Linked DNA regions of Homo sapiens: region 2 is linked to region 1. A link is an interaction called in ENCODE POLR2A ChIA-PET data of the cell type or tissue named here. Cell type or tissue: Panc1. All regions are shown on one strand.

What was found. ChIA-PET counts read pairs that join two places held together with the same protein. Peaks named below come from ENCODE experiments on the same cell type or tissue, not always from the same donor. Only the 100,000 strongest peaks of a DNase experiment are listed, where the experiment ranks them.
Region 2: POLR2A ChIA-PET joins it to region 1 with 15 read pairs; 2 of 35 experiments call an interaction of 5 or more read pairs at or near these places.

The regions. Positions count from the first base shown.
Region 1 is chr6:128,256,810-128,264,809 of GRCh38, reverse strand. The region is part of intron 3 of PTPRK (protein tyrosine phosphatase receptor type K); the gene reads left to right. Among named protein-coding and RNA genes, the nearest start is that of PTPRK-AS1, 230 kb to the right of the region's middle. In Panc1, no CTCF peak of the experiment used is centred here; no DNase peak of the experiment used is centred here.
Region 2 is chr6:128,136,057-128,144,056 of GRCh38, reverse strand. All of the region lies in intron 7 of PTPRK (protein tyrosine phosphatase receptor type K), which reads left to right. It overlaps LOC124900216 (a long non-coding RNA gene), which reads left to right. Exons shown (of 2, transcript XR_007059752.1): 2 at 1-8,000. Among named protein-coding and RNA genes, the nearest start is that of PTPRK-AS1, 110 kb to the right of the region's middle. In Panc1, no CTCF peak of the experiment used is centred here; a DNase peak (open chromatin) is centred at 4,326.

The DNA of each region.
Region 1 (8,000 bases):
CAATTATCTCCCATGAGGTTCCTCCCAGGACACATGGGAATTGTGGGAGTTACAATTCAAGATGAGATTTGGGTGGGGACACAACCAAACCATATTAACACCTAGCAAGTGTTTTATGGGGATCAAATGAAGTAATGTTCATGAATATACTCTGTGAGCCAGGTATGGTGGTGCATGCCTGTAGTCCCAGTTATTCACTGAAGTGGGAGGATTGCTTGAGCCTAGGAGTTTAAGTTTGTAGTGCACTATGATCATGCCTGTGAATAGCCACTGCACTCGAGCCTGGACAACATAGCAAGACCCTGTCTCTAAAAAAATAATAAAATTAAAAATACTTTGTAAACTATAAAGACCTATCCAAAGTAAATATATTCTTAATGATGACGACTTATGTATTTAAAGCACTGTACAGTTTTTTGCATTTGCTGTAAATATATGATGGCAAAATGCTTACCTAGAAGTAACAGAACTGCATGTATTACTGTGTATCTGATATCAATATTTAAAATAGTGGGCTGTTCTTCTTTAAAGAAAAACTTATCTTTGCTTATTTTTAATTTCCTTGTTAGCAGTGGGTGCTTAGTACAATACTCCAAATAATATCACTCCTGAGTTTGGAACAGACATAAGGGAGGCAGGCATCTTCTTCGTTAACTGGACCTACATCAGATGTGGGGAGGACCCCCCATCTTCCTCTGGCTTTTCTTCTTTTGTCATGTTTTAGCTTTGCTGCCAATCTCCACTGATGGGTATGGCTTTTTTCTCATTGTTGGCAGGGTAGTTTGCTTGATGTAGTAGTCTGCTTCATACCAACCTCCTCTATCTTCAAGGACCTCCTTGGAAAGAAACAGCTGTGCTTCTTCTGGAGCAAAGTGGTTCACTACTCTGGCCTTTCCAACGGTGGTGGTCTCTCACTTAGATGCTGCCTGGGAAGCCCTTAGAGTCCCAGTGCCACCTCTACAAGGTACTCTTTCATGTGAAGACAGGAAAACCTCTTCTGTGTCCTCATGACAGCAGAAAAACTCCCATACACTTATCAGGCACACCACTGGTGTGCAAGAGCGGCTTGTACAGACTCTCAAATGCTAACTGTTAAATTTTTAGGAAGTTGTGATCTTGTTGTTAACACAATCATTACTAATTATATTATGTAAGTGATTAATCAAAAAGATTATTTTAGAAACTGTACTAAATATTTAAAATATCACTTTCTTATTATTTTGCTGCATTTTGTTATTACCTGTGCTCCTGATATTGCTTTATATCTGCTGTATTTTTATGGTAGATAATACCGTATAATGGTGTGCTACTGCACATCTCTCCCCACTCCACATTCTTTAACTTCACACTAGTAGCTTGAAATTGGCCATGGTGAGAGCATTTCTACCTCTGAAATCAACAAGTGCCACAAACCATGATCTGTCATTCCCTGCCATTTGTTGAACATTTACCAGCAGACTACTGGGCTCACTGTATTCTGGTCTCTTCTGGTTCTACTGCTACAGGCTACAGCAGCAAGTGTTCCCTCATTAATAGTCTCTATAATGAGAAAGAAATTGCCTCTTCCTTCTTAGGACTTTTTACCAAGTCCTCCCAAGAACTCTGTCATGAAGCATTTATCCAGAAGTCAGTTGCCAGCCACCTCTTCTCATAGGCACCCCAGTCTTGACTGATTCTTCTACAGTCTTCCTTGTGTTTGGCCCAGGGAGCGTTCCTGTGGGGTGAGCACTCGCTTCCCTTCCTTTGTGGAGGCAAGGAAGCTCATCACTATCAGTACTGGACTTCTCTGCCTGGTCCTCAGGGCTCAGTTCAGATCAGCTGGGTGTATGAAGGTGAAAGACTATGGTAGACGTGGGTCTGCCACCTCCCAGCAAACACTCAAGGAAAATTGGCCCAGTTTTTTATGAATTATCTAGAATGTAAAGCACTTAGACTTTTTTTTTTTTTTTTTTGGTTATTGGTTTTGGACCCACCTAAAAATTCTTGGGAAAAAAAAAAAAGAAGTACCATTTAACTTTGTATTATAAAAAAGACTGAAAGGGTATTTCATTTACAAAATTTATTTCACAAAAAAGACTTTTCGTATAAATGCATCACATTAAACAGAAAGGTAGGAATTCCTGATGTCTAAGTGTCTAGTCCTAAACTGATTTTCCAAAGCAACTGAGAGTTTAGTTGGTTTTGGAGACAGTGTCTGTCATTCTCTCCCTCTCCCTCCTTCTTTGCCTTGCCCCCTCCATAGCTCTGTAGTTGGGTCTAGTTTAGGGCTTACCTATATGAAAGATTAAGTAAACACTCTGTTCTTTTCTTTGGGAAGTTAGTGTTGTTTTAGTATGTGGGGAGTCGAACACTCTTTAAAATAACTCATTTCTAGAAAACAAAAAGGCCAAAAATTTAGGATAAGATAACAGATATTGAAGATCAATGATTACATATTAAGTCTGTCAGTGTGATTCTCTTGAGATAAAAAATCCTTTTTTAAGAGAGTATAGTGCATAATATATTTTTGCTTCTATGAACTTATTTGGTTTCAATAATTTAATATTGAGGCTGTCTCACATTTTAAACCTAGGGAGAAAACAGGTTGGAAACTACATAAAATTGGTGTATCAACAGTTTTGAGTTGCAGTTTAACTTTCACTATGCTGCTTAATTTGTCATCCATAAAATTGGGATGAATCCAAACCTGGAAAGTAATATTTGACTGTAATACCAAGCCATACAGCATTGCCTGATCCACATAAAGCACACTTGATCAGTTTTGTCATTTGCACATGTGGAGAGTTTTCTCAGGCTGAGTAACTCCTGGTATTGGATTCTAGGCATAATCATGTCATTCTTGCTTGTTGGTGCCATGAAATAATTAGCCCACCATGTAAGGGCCCAACTTGATGCTGTGCTTAAGAGTAGAGCCTATATTCTTGATTCTTGTGGAATTTGTGTCTTATATGAAAGTTTGCTTGACCCACCAGTTGCTTCTTTTTGCTTTTAACTGTTAATATAGCTCCAAAAGCTATTGCCCAAATTTGTCAAAATTCATATTTAAAAGTTCTGCTGTTCAATGAGCTAGTCACTAGCCAGATGCAATTATTAAAATTAAAATTAAAAATGTATTTATTCATTTGCACTATCCACATTTTAAGTGCTTGATGCCTGCAGGTGGCTGGTTAGTGGCTACTATGTAGACAGATACAGAACATTTTTCTTGTGGCAGACAATTTTGCTGGACAGTTTTGCTCTAGACTGAAGCTCTGCACACAGTACTTCCCCTGTAATAACTATAGACATCTGGCTAGTTTTTACTGTGTTACAAACATTTTGCTAATTCAAGTTTGGAGACAATGGATTTCATAAAGAAATTATAATAAAATATACCTGTCAATGTACAATGTAGTGTTTCACCATATTATGTAATAAAATATCTTAAGTGCTAGTTTGGAAAATTTGCTGTTTTTTGTTATAGTGTTTTTAACATCTTTTGCCCTCTAGAACATTATTCTCAAATTTTAAATCCATATAACTATTGAAAAATCTGTATAAGTATTGATTTCTGCTTTTACATCTTTAATCATATGAACCAAAAGAAATACAACAATGAATCATCTAATATGTTTGAACAAAAATTGATGGGTTTTTCTTTTTTGAAAGTTTTATTTGGAGCACTGAGCTTGGAATATAAAATAAATAAAGACAACATGGAATTTAAATTTGGATGGGTAAAATAGAAAATGAAGTTTAGAGGCTTGATAGATTGACAGATCAAGAGGGGTAAAACAGAAACTATTGCTATATAAGCTCAGGATGAAATACTAAGTAGAGACCTCAGCCTATACATAAAAAGAGATGGAAAAACTAAGAAAATGCATGTTTGTTTTGCAATTTAAATTTTTATTTTCAGATCTTAGAGGACAACTATATCATTAAATGTTAAGCTTGCTAAAGCAGTATTTTTTAGGTGTCTTTAAAGTAACTTACTACAACTTCCTATATTTTTGCAGCATCTTCTAATGTACATGAAAGTTCAGTGAATGTACATGAAAGTTCAGGGACCACATGCTTAAATACTGGAGTTGAACGGAGAACTAAGCTTGTTTTGAAATAATTTTTGTTGTCCCTGCTTCCAAATTTGTTGTGGTAGTGGTTATATGAGTCTTTTATTTATTAGGAGATTAGGAAACTGCTTTCATAAATGGACATTATACAAGCATCTTCAAGAAACATGTTTCGCTTCTCCAGCTCCAATTAGAAAAGCGGTAATCTCCATCCCAGCCTTCTGGATGGCTGGCCTCTCTTCCTAACTTTCTTACCCGAATACCTCTTTATAGGAGGCTTACTACATGCCATTTGCTATGCTAGATATTGTGGGTAGCAATGATAAAGGCCATCTTCTCTATTTTATTTTTGGGCATCCTCAGGGTTAATGCCGTCATCTTTTCCTTCAACAACTGCAGTGGTCTCCTTAACATTGTCTCTGCTTCTGGATCTTGGTCTCCCACAAACCACTTCTCACAGTCATCAAAACAAACTTCTTCAGATCATAATTCAGATTATGTCACTCCTCTGCTATAAGCCTGTTCTGTTACATTTAGAATGAAATCCAATCTTTTAAAAAATAGAATAAAAAAAAATATATTTTAGGAAGCCATGTCATCAGAAGTGTAATCCAGAGAATAATATACTCTATAGGTCTAAAAAAAGATTTTCTAAATTATGCAATTATATTTTGATAAATACTTATAAATATTCAAATACAGACATCAGTAAAATGAAAAGTGAAACTCATTTCACCCATTTCATTCAATTTCTCCCCCAAGATGACTACTGTTAATTGGGTCTATATAGTTTAAGGCCTTTCCTATGAAATTACGTCCATGTTGTACGTTTGCTTTACATATGTTATGGACTGGAAAATGAAAGCAGTTGTGTGGAAGGGTTCTTATGTTACAGAAGGAAGTCACATTTTTTTAGTTTCCTTTTAACTTTCTTTAAATGAAAAGGAAAGAATGTTTTAAGTTATATCTTCAACTGCTAGAAAGGTAGTATACTTAGAATTTTTATGGCCCTTTCCTAGGGATTTATGATTTTCACATAAAAGAATGAAAATTGAACACACACTGAATTATACTTCTAAAACATACTTGAAATTTTTTGCCTCTCTCTATTCGTGTTACTTAACCAGTGCAAACTTACTGTAAGTAACGAAATCATTGAAGAAATACACAGAAAATGAAAGTAATCCATAATCTCACCTTCTGCTTTCTAGAGATGACTCCTAATATTTTGACAGGTGGCACATACATATGCATGTATGTATGTGCATATATGTACATTATATATGTGTGTGTGCATGTGCATATTAAACTTGATATTCAGTGGAATCATAATACATAATGTTTTGGTTTCCTTAATTAGGTTATTGTGAAAAGCTTTCCTCTTCATATTCTATTTTTAAGCAACCTGTCCCAATCTGACAATTTCTCACTCTTAGTTTAGTGGTTTTGAGCTGTGGCATACTGGTGTTCCCTGACAGTGGTATTGCAGGTGTTGAAAAATTTGTAGTGTGATAACCTAGCCTATAGGGTGGAGCCTGGAACTATGACAGTTGTCTTTTTACTTCAAGGTGCCACACAGTTGTTGTCATCTCCTGTTTGTTTTTCATAATATAAAAGCATTTGGGAAGCACTGCTAAAAATCCATGCTTTCCCTGTCTCCCTCCTCAAACATGGACCTCCCCACACTTCTCCCAGCTTCCCTTATTACCTCTCTGAGGCTCTTCTCCTCACAGCAGACTGATCTTTTAAAAACACATGTCAGATATCAGGAACTTAGGAATTCTACCCCATATCCTCCACTGGCTTCTCAATGGAGTCAATAAAATCCAAATCCAGTTATTGGCTAGCTCCACGTTAAATTGTCTTCTGCTCTCTGCCTCCCTCATTCAGCTTTCTGATCGTGGAATGCTCCAAGATCATTCGTATCTCAAAGTCTTTGTGCCTGTCATTCCCTCCGCCTGGAATGGCATTACCTCCATCTTCCCATTCTGGTCTCTACTCATATTTTGCCTTCTCAGAGGCTGACCTAATTACCCCGTCTCTACCCTTCTGTTCGTTAACTCCTTTGCCTCCTTGCCTTAGCACTTTGGTCACTGTTCCATATGCTTGTTTAGTGTCTTTCTTCCATACTAGCCTGTTTTCCATGAAGACATCAACTTTGTTTTATGTTTTTCATCTCTTGTACATATCAGGTGCTCGAGAAATAATTATCTAATGAAAAAGTACATATACAATGAAAAAAGTACATAGCGAAACTAACATTTTTATTCAGTATTTGTTTCCTTTATTTCATTTTCCCAGTGCCTTGGATTTTTCTGGTCAGTTATCTCTAGTGTTAGCATGAGCACTTCAGGAAGAGGTAAGGGAGAGATATTAGCCAGTTAAACCATGCATGATTACTCTGTGATATCAGTTTTATGTAACATATTTTGATCTTTTTAACATAGTCAAATGGATGTTGTAACACTTGCTTGATTTAACATTATATTTTGGTCTTTATTATAGAAATTTTAAGGAATTTCACATAATCACTATTTTCTTATAGAAGAATATAGGGACAAGCAGAATGGTGATTTTCTTAAAGGCCTTATTTCTTAAAGAGAATAAAATTTAGTTTATGTATAAAGAAAATGATTTTATTCTCAGACACTTTCCTCCCTGTGTGTATCCCCTCAAATTATCACATTTAAATAATTCTCAGTGGTCCTAATTGATTTCTGAATAAAATATATTCTGGCCATTTTTCTTTCTCCCAGGATTTATTATGAGCCATGACAATAAAGTTTAGGTCTATTTACAAATCAGAGAACCTTCATATTTTTGAGAACTGGAACTTTGAACTAGATTAGTTGAGTATATCATGTTGGTTTTTTTGGTGACACGCAGTATAGAGAAAATTAAAAATGAATTTCCATCACACCTATCTTTGAAAACTGAATTTAGCTTAAATTGAAAGGGGTGAAAAGTTGGCATTTTATTACATCATTTCACTTATCTTATAAATCTTAGAGTGAAGACAATGTTTATGACATTATTTTAAGTCTGAAATTAAATTTAAGTGAAGCCTTTCTGAGACTTATTTATTTTAAACACTTGTTATTGCATTTTGGATTAAAAAATTACATACACAAATTTGTTTTCCTGAATATATAATGTGTTTGATCTCTCCATAAATATGTATGTTAATATAGCACTAAAATCTAAATCTTTCCACATTATTGTACACGTAGGTATGCAATAAATATTTCTTGATTGGTTGACTAATATCCAAGCATATTTAGGCATACTATTACATGTTTAGGTCTTTCTGATGAGATTCCAGTTCTTGAATCTGGTTGTTGCTACCACACTGACCTTTTTAAGGTGCAAATCACATTATCCCTCATGTAGAACCCTTTAAAGGCATTACAACACCTTCAAAAATAAAATAAAATAAAATGAAAAAAGGCAGACTCCTTTTTGTGGTGTAGAAGTCCATGCAAGATAAGGTCCCAGCTTCCTATCTCCCAGGTGTCTTTTTTTTTTTTTTGGATGGAGTTTCTCTCTGTCTCCCAGGCTGGAGTGCAATGGCGTGATCTGGGCTCACCACAATCTCCGCCTCCCATGTTCAAGCAATTCTCCTGCCTCAGCCTCCCGAGTAGCTGGGATTACAGGCATGTGCCACCATGCCTGGCTAATTTTGTATTTTTAGTAGAGACGGGGTTTCTCCTTGTTGGTCAGTCTGGTCTCGAACTCCCGACCTCATGTGATCCTCCTGCCTCGGCCTCCCAAAGTTCTGGGATTACAGGCATGAGCCACTCCATCTCCCAGGTTTTAATCTCTTCTGTTCTATTCTTCCTAACTAGATGTTCTACAAAATTGCTTGTGCCAATAGCTCATTATATTTCCTCTTGTCAGTCTTTTGCAAATACACCTTATTTGGTCTGTAACGCCCTCTTTTTTTGCAGT
Region 2 (8,000 bases), 120 kb after region 1:
TGGGCTGCTAAAAGTGAGAATGGGATGAAAAGTAATTAAGAGAGGAGATATAAAATAGAGTAAATAGTTCAAGGAAGTAGAGTTTCCTGACTGTGGGGAGCACACACCTCAGGTTTGTAGTCAAAAATTGAATGTGAACTAGTCATTATAGTTATACGTTTGTCATTGTTGTTAAATCCAGCCACTTTCAGCTGTTTTATTACAAGTGCAGAGTAGGCAGAGGATAAAATTTAACTCAGATTTGGGTTTCTCCAGCAAAATATTAAGAGGGGAAAAAATAGCTGAGAGTTTATAAAAGGATGAGATTAGAATGATTCACTTGGAATCTAAGCTGGATAAAGAGTGAAGTGAGGACAGGGGATGGCCAATGAAAGGCCAGCAGACTAGAAGTGCCAATGAGGCCAGTGAATCCCTGAATGGGAGCACTAGAGCCCATGAGCTGAAAGGTAAGGGCAATAACTCTGTGAAAGGGATGCCCAAATTGGTGTTTGGAAATGGTGCAATTATTGGTAATGACTGGGGTGGAAAAGAAGTCATCTCATTGTGGTAATATTCTAAAACACTAATAGAAAGCCTCATTTTCAGACTTAATGCAGGTCACAGTAGTATTATTATAGTACCATGTTTTAGATGAAATTAGTTACCACCAGAAATAAAACATTCATGTATTATGATATTTAGCATTTCAAATCGGATAATTACAAAGGTTTTCAAGTGTTTTTCTTAAGTGAATGTATAGTTCCCTTCCTTTTCTATATATGGTGAGAGGTGAACTTCTTTGGAGAGGAATATGTGGGATGAGTCAAAGTACTGGGAGAATGGAAAGGGTGGGGAGTTGCTGAGTTATTATATTAGTGTCTGCTATCTTGTAGTTCAATGTCAATCTTTTGCTGTTGCCTTTAGCCTCTCTTCTGCCTGGAAGGTGAAAAGAAGGCATTTATGGAGAGATCTACATTATAGAAGAGAAAGGGGAGAAGTGTTATAAGTTTCAGGACCAATCAATTTTAGACAAACTGTTGAATATTTCAATTCCTTTAACATGGATGAATTTTGAAGAGTATTTGAGAAATAAGTCAATATTTTAGATCAAAGGCCATAAATATCTTAGTTATATTACAATAATTTGTAATTATGTGAAGAAACAATGTACCAAATTGTCTCTACTTGGTTTTGGTTTAAAATATAGCATGCCCTATATATGATAGTACCAAAGCTTTCTTTTGTGTGTAGAAATGCATTTTATATGCATGACACCAGGATACTTAGATGATAAGGCATTGCATGAATAGAAGGACAGTCACTCCTTATTAAAATTAATCTTTATTTTTGTTGAAATGTAAGACTTACTGGTATTTTTTTCTTTACACATTCTAATTTTCTTGAGTCCACTTCTTTATTTAAAAAACTTCACATTTTTGCTTTAAATTTTTATCTGTAAGAAATATGTTTGCATTTGGAGGAGACATGTCTGTGAAAACCACACGTGTGTGTGTGTATATATATATTATGTATATATTTTATATATACCCATATATTTTACACACACACACACACATGGGAGAATTTGTTTTCTTAACTTCCAATGGAATGCTATACGGTGCTTCCAATGTTTGACTTGTCTAGCTGAAAGCTATGATGGATTTCTTCATCCTAGATGATATGTATTCCCTTTACTTCATTACACTTAATCTATCTGTGCAAGATCTTATGGCCTGTGGTAGACTTTATACTCTACCAGACAGCTTATCAGTTTCTTTGCAGGCCTCTCAATTTGAATTTTAAGTAAAAATGAATAAATTTGTGTTGCTTGTTGAGACTTTGTTCTGAAAGGCTTCTGCTCTCTGATTCTAGGGTGATAACTAGAGAAAGGAAGGTCATAGATTGTCATTTACAATAGCTGTATTGTATCTATGTGGTCTATGTATATATACACATACATATGCATATACTTGACATATGCATATATGTATGTATATGCACATAGTGAATATATAACTAAATGCACATATACATTAATGTATAATATGTGTTTAAGGAGTAAGAGAGGAGAGCTGGTTGTTGATTATCAGAAATAATTTGATATTTGGAAGGAAGAAAGATTTATCTTAATTTAGATGGGGCAATATATTGTACCATCTGCTGTTTAAAAACGAACAGTCTTATAAAATTGAAAGCAAAACCAGAAAATAATTTAAATATTCTTCTGGCTTCTATATGATGTGAGGATTGAACACATTGCTAAATTCATCCCAGTGGGTCAAAAAGGGCAGTTTGAGAAACCCAAGCCCAAGAGGAAATGGAACAATTTTATAAACAAAGTAAATAAATATAAAATGCTCTTGCTATCAAAATTGAGTTAATACATCTCTAGCTGCTCAAAACAGTTGCTTTAACACATAATGAAGCTGTTTAAAAGATAGTCAAAATGCTATACCTCAGGTTTGCACTCAGATCATTTTTTTTTTATATTGCTTTTGCTGTTGGAGGACTCCATACTCCAAATCTCAACAGGATTTTAGGTGAGGAGTTTTGTTTTGTTTATGCTTTTGTTTTTCTTTCCAAGTTATATGTGAATGACTAAAGTATTCTAAAATCTCCTCACATATTTATGTCTTTTAGAAGAGCTTATTTCACAATGTTCTTTGTAACTTTTATGAAGGTAAAGATATAATGATTCGTTCCGTGTTAATCTATAATATATATTTTTTCTAGTGTTTGTTAAAATATATTATTATTTGTCAATAATTTGTACTGAAATTTTATGTTTCTTGGTCAAGACTGTTCCCCTGACCTTTAAGGAAATTTGTATTACTATAGCAGAATACATTTTTAGTTATACATTTTCAAGGTTTCATTTACAGTACAATAATTTTGAACACTATTTAATAAAATATCAAGCAAAATAAAATAATCCAGATCTTCCTTTGTACTTTAGTTCCATCAAGAATCAACTCTTCCTGTGCATAAATTTTTCTCACCAATGAAGAAATCAAGTTGTGTTTAATAGGTAGTCAAAATTCATTATGTGTAAAGGTGCAAGTTATTAGGTTTACTAGAAGAAAAGAGGGATACAGAGATAGTCTTGAAGCCATAGAAATAATTCTCCCTTATACATGGTACTGAACAAAGTCTTCTACTTTTGTGTAAAAGCAAAATACTGTAGTCCTCCTTCATCTTTGGATAATGAATCCTCCACATTTAAGGGATATTAGATCATTCCTACCAATAAAAAACTATTTATTTAAAATGAAAACTAAGCCTTTGTGTGAATTTAAAAGTATTGTCTAGTGTGAAAACTGAGGAAAAATTAAGTCTGAAAAGTCAACTGCTTATATCTACCTTCTTTATTTTGATCTGGCCTTTTCTTCTGAAAATGTTTATCTGTAAAATGGACATCCTGATGACGACAATGATGATGATAATTCTGAGCATAAATCCAGTAGTTCAAATAATTCACTCTTTCTTGAAAAAAAATTTTTCTATAAATTTTTGGGAAATTACCTACGTACAGATCAGTAGTCAATGTATTCAAATCAATTTTGTTGCAAGAATCAGGGAACTAAAGACACTATAACAATTCAAGCTAGGGATGGACCTGGTAAAGTAGAGGTGTTGTAGACAAGCTCCTGACATTTATTATGAGATATTTGACTACTAAAAAGCATTCCTTGAGGTATTTATTTGAAAGGTAATGCTTCAGATTAAAGGAAAAAATTAATGTTTATATATTTTTTTAATTTTCAAAGGCCACTTGTACAAATTCTCTTTTACCCTTATAGGATTTTAAATACATTCTCCTTAATTTGTTGATCTGACTGTAAGTAATGCCTTATGCTTAGGGTTATTCTTCAGAGTAATGTAAAATAACATGTTCAGCTGTCATAAATGTTATTCATGTAGGTTGCCAGGTATAGAATGAATTCTAAATAATGTGAGTGCTAAGGAGTCTGGAAGCAATGTTGCAACTTGTGTATCTGGATGCAAGATAGGGGTGCAATAGCATTTTATACAGGAGATGGGAAAACATCTTTCTCCATTGCAGAGGAGGAGATGGAATGACAGTGTCTGAGTAGTCCAAGAGTGTTCCCAGCATTTGTTGGCACCCTGCTTTCTGGTGTCTCAATTTTCTTTTTAATTAATCAACACCAGTGATTTGGATTAAAAAAAAATGTTGCTAGTGAAATAAAAGCAAAACCTTGGCACTGTTAAGTATAGAATTGAAACCAAGTTATTAGTATCTGACAGCATTTAGATTGGGAGAAGTAGAACAGAGTCTATTCTCATGGACTCTTCAGTACTGCGTGATTTACTCAGAGCTCCTGGATGTTGATTCTGAAGTCCAGATGACTCATCAGAAACTGGCAATGAAGGGCAACCTGGATTTAGATATGTTTGTACATTCAGATTAGTGTTAGAAAGAGAGAGGCAGAGATTGATGGAGAGAAAAGGGGAAAGGAGAAAAGAGATTTATTGACTTCATTGACTGTAATTAAAAGGAACTCTGATCATTCAAAAGACCTTCCTCAAAGTTTCACACTTCTTTGTTCATGTTAAAACCTGTTTTTGTATCTAGGTTCTCAGTAGGGTACCTTTAAGCAAAAAGAAGAGAGGAGCCCTTTAAACTATAGTTTCATGAAATTTCACTCATTTTATATTAGTGACTTTGTGTGTGTGACATTTTATTCTTAAAATGTCTGAGATAGCTTTTACCTATCGGGCTCTCATCACTTCACAGATGGACTATTGCAGCTACTTTTTTAATACTGTTTTTAACATTCTTGATTCCTGTACTCAGAACCTGCAGAGGTTTACCACTGCTTGCAGGAAGTTCAAATTCTTCATCCAATGTTCTCCATAATGTTGTTCGTTCTCCATAATGTTGTTGTTCTCTGTCCATCTAATTTTGCCTCCCACTGTTTTCTGACCAGATCATAAACTCCTGCTAGACATATTCTCTTTCATTCCTCGCTGTCCTCTGACTTCATGCTATTTTTCTCTAGGCTGCTTTAGCTCACATTATTCTCCCCTACTCTGAACTTTCACTGATAGATTCCACTGTGTGTATTCCTTAATTGCCTATACACCATACTTCATTTTATTCACCCCTCTTGGGGGTGCATAGACCTTGTCATTTTCCTTTGTATGTCCCATGTGACTTGTTTGATGATGAGTAGTGCTGTCTGCAGAGAGAGCACTCAAGTGATTATAGAACATGTCCATTAAGTTTCCCAAATAGAAGACTCTTTATCTCCTATTCTGCCACTCTGAAAACTAAACAGAGGCTGTGAAAGGCTCAGTATTGCTGATGCTGTAAAGACAGGACACCTAGTTGCTTGAAGTCCCAGATGATTGATAGAAATAGTTTTTGTATAAAAAAGTGAAATTGATTAGCAAATTAAATAGGAATAAAGACAAGTGAGGGTGATTTAACTTAATTGAAGAAGAGATTAGAAAAATCAGAGCTGTTTTTAAAAAATAAGAATAAAAAAATCAGTGTGGTGAACACACCAAGGAGACTTTCAGAGGAAGGTTTAGATAAGTCCATAGGACAATAATCTTTAAGGTATAGCAGAAACATTGGACCTTCTTGAATAAGGAATGAAATTGTCACATACATAAATCAGAGTTCAAGAGGATTACCCCATCCTTGTTGATCAGTGCTCAGTAAGCCAGGTTGCACATCTATTTTTTCCCGTTGTGAGACAGGAAATAATTAAAAAGGGAAATAATCAGATTTGTAACTTAATAATATGGTTTGTAAAACTATTTTATATTCATCTGGGGCTGGCCAGAAAGCCATCTCTACTAGGCATGATGAAATTATTCTGACCATTCTCCAGTATTTATAGTGAAAATACATGTTCAGTATCTCTTTTGTTTCATAATATCTAAACAAGAACACGTGGATTATTTCCATCTTTAATTTCGGGACCAGGTATATATTAGCTCTTTTAAGGAAGTGTCATGTGGCACAGGTCCAAATACACATCCTTCCTTGATAATAATAAGTCTTTATTTTTATAAAGCTGTATATTTTGTAAGTCAAATATCTGTGTCTTTCTAAATATGTGCCGGATGTTTACATTTCAAATGGGCAAGAAAAATACCTGATGTGGGATATACCAGTTTTGTGGGGTGAGCTTCATTTATTTATTTATTTGTATTATTACTTGCCATTATTTGAAATAATTCATAAGAGCTATATAAGCTCTTCCTTTACTGCCTGGAATGTTTCATATGACCTACTAAATTTTGCATTACTGTATTATTTTAGCTAGTGGGAACATTTAGTATAATTACTTTGGCTATTCTTTATTAGATTATGAGCCTCCCATTACTTCTAAAAGACTATCTTGGATGCTGTTTGGGTTCAGTAAATAACTATGTATTACTGCAAAGGTATACTGAGATTTCTATTTTAAGTGGTGTCTGGCTAGCAGCCCTGGACACAACCTTCCAAAAATTTCCAGTAAATTGACTATGAAGACACACAAAGAGATATCTGTTCGTAGTATGGATAATATAGACTGATTGTCGCTTACTGCCAGAATTTGAGAGGAATTCTGGAATTGTTTTCCTACATTTAGTTACATAAAATTTCAAAACTATAGCAGTTAAGATAATTTTCTAATGGACACTTGCGTACCCACCTCCTGTATGTTACTATTACCATTTTATCCTACATGCTTATCCCCCACTCCATTGATGGAACTAGATTTTCAAGTGCAATTGGTGGCTTACCTATGTACACTTTTGGAAATAGAGCTAAGTTTGCCCTAAGGCAATAAGTAAAAAGCTGCATGGCTCAAAATAAAAGGTTTCTTTAAACTGGGAACTGGAAGCTACTCATATATTGTATAAATTTTGCTTTTCAAACAAAGCAAACCCCTTCTGCAAGTACCTATCTGTTTTAGTATGTATTCAGAAAGTAATTAAATGAGAAATAGGGAGGAGGGGACATGGTTATATTTTGTCCCCTGCAGAGTATAGCTCTCACAAGTGGAACCCTACAAGCAAAACAGATAGGAAGAGGCTAGGGTAGTGGTTTATGCAGCAGTGTCTAGTTTTGTACACATTCCAGCAGTTCTGAACTTAGTGCACTGGGCTATTGGAGAACAATAAGGTCCACTTCAGAACTGTGGAAGATCCCTAGAGGATAGATTCTGGGGTTTGGATAGAAACCATGTACGTGGACTAGCCATCCAGCTCTGAGCAATGGATTCGGCCATTACAGAAGGGCATATGAAGTGGGCCAAAGAGTGAAGAATGCATTTTCTTTGTTGGCTATCACCCAAGTTAAGTATAGCTCCACCCTTGTCCACAAATACAAAAACAGAAAGAAATAAGATAGTGGTTTTAAAACAATAAAAATACTTCAGAATTATGCTACAACAGTAAAATCCTAATGAAAATACAACTGCATCTACAGTGTTTTGCAGACAGGTACCTAGCCAAGAATTTTATACCAGATTAAGTAAGTCTTCACATGAGAAGGCAACAAAAAGGCATTTTTTAAAAAGCTAAAGTTGAAGAAATATACCCTTATACAACTTCATAAAAAAATATTTGAATCAAAAGTAAGAGCCTAAGGATGCCATTTTATTAAATGAATTATGCATCTTCCCTTACACATTCCGATCCTAGATCACGAAAATTTAGATGGGATGTGTGTTTGATCAGTAAATAGCGCAGCTCAGGGAAGCACCTTAATCCCTATATGTAATGCTTTTCTCAGATGTTTTATTTCTTCATTTTTTGATACCATATGTATTTGTCTGCCTAGGATGCCATAACAAATTAGTACAAACTGGGTGGCTTAAACACCATGGTTCTGGAGGCTGCAAGTCTGAAATCAAAGTGTCAGGAGGTTTGGTTCCTCTTAGGCCTCTCTCCTTGGCTTGCAGATGGCCACTTTATCACTGTGTCCTCACAGTGTTCTTTCCTAAGTGTGTTCACATCCCAGATATCTCTTTCTCTTCTTATGGGACACCAGAGATACT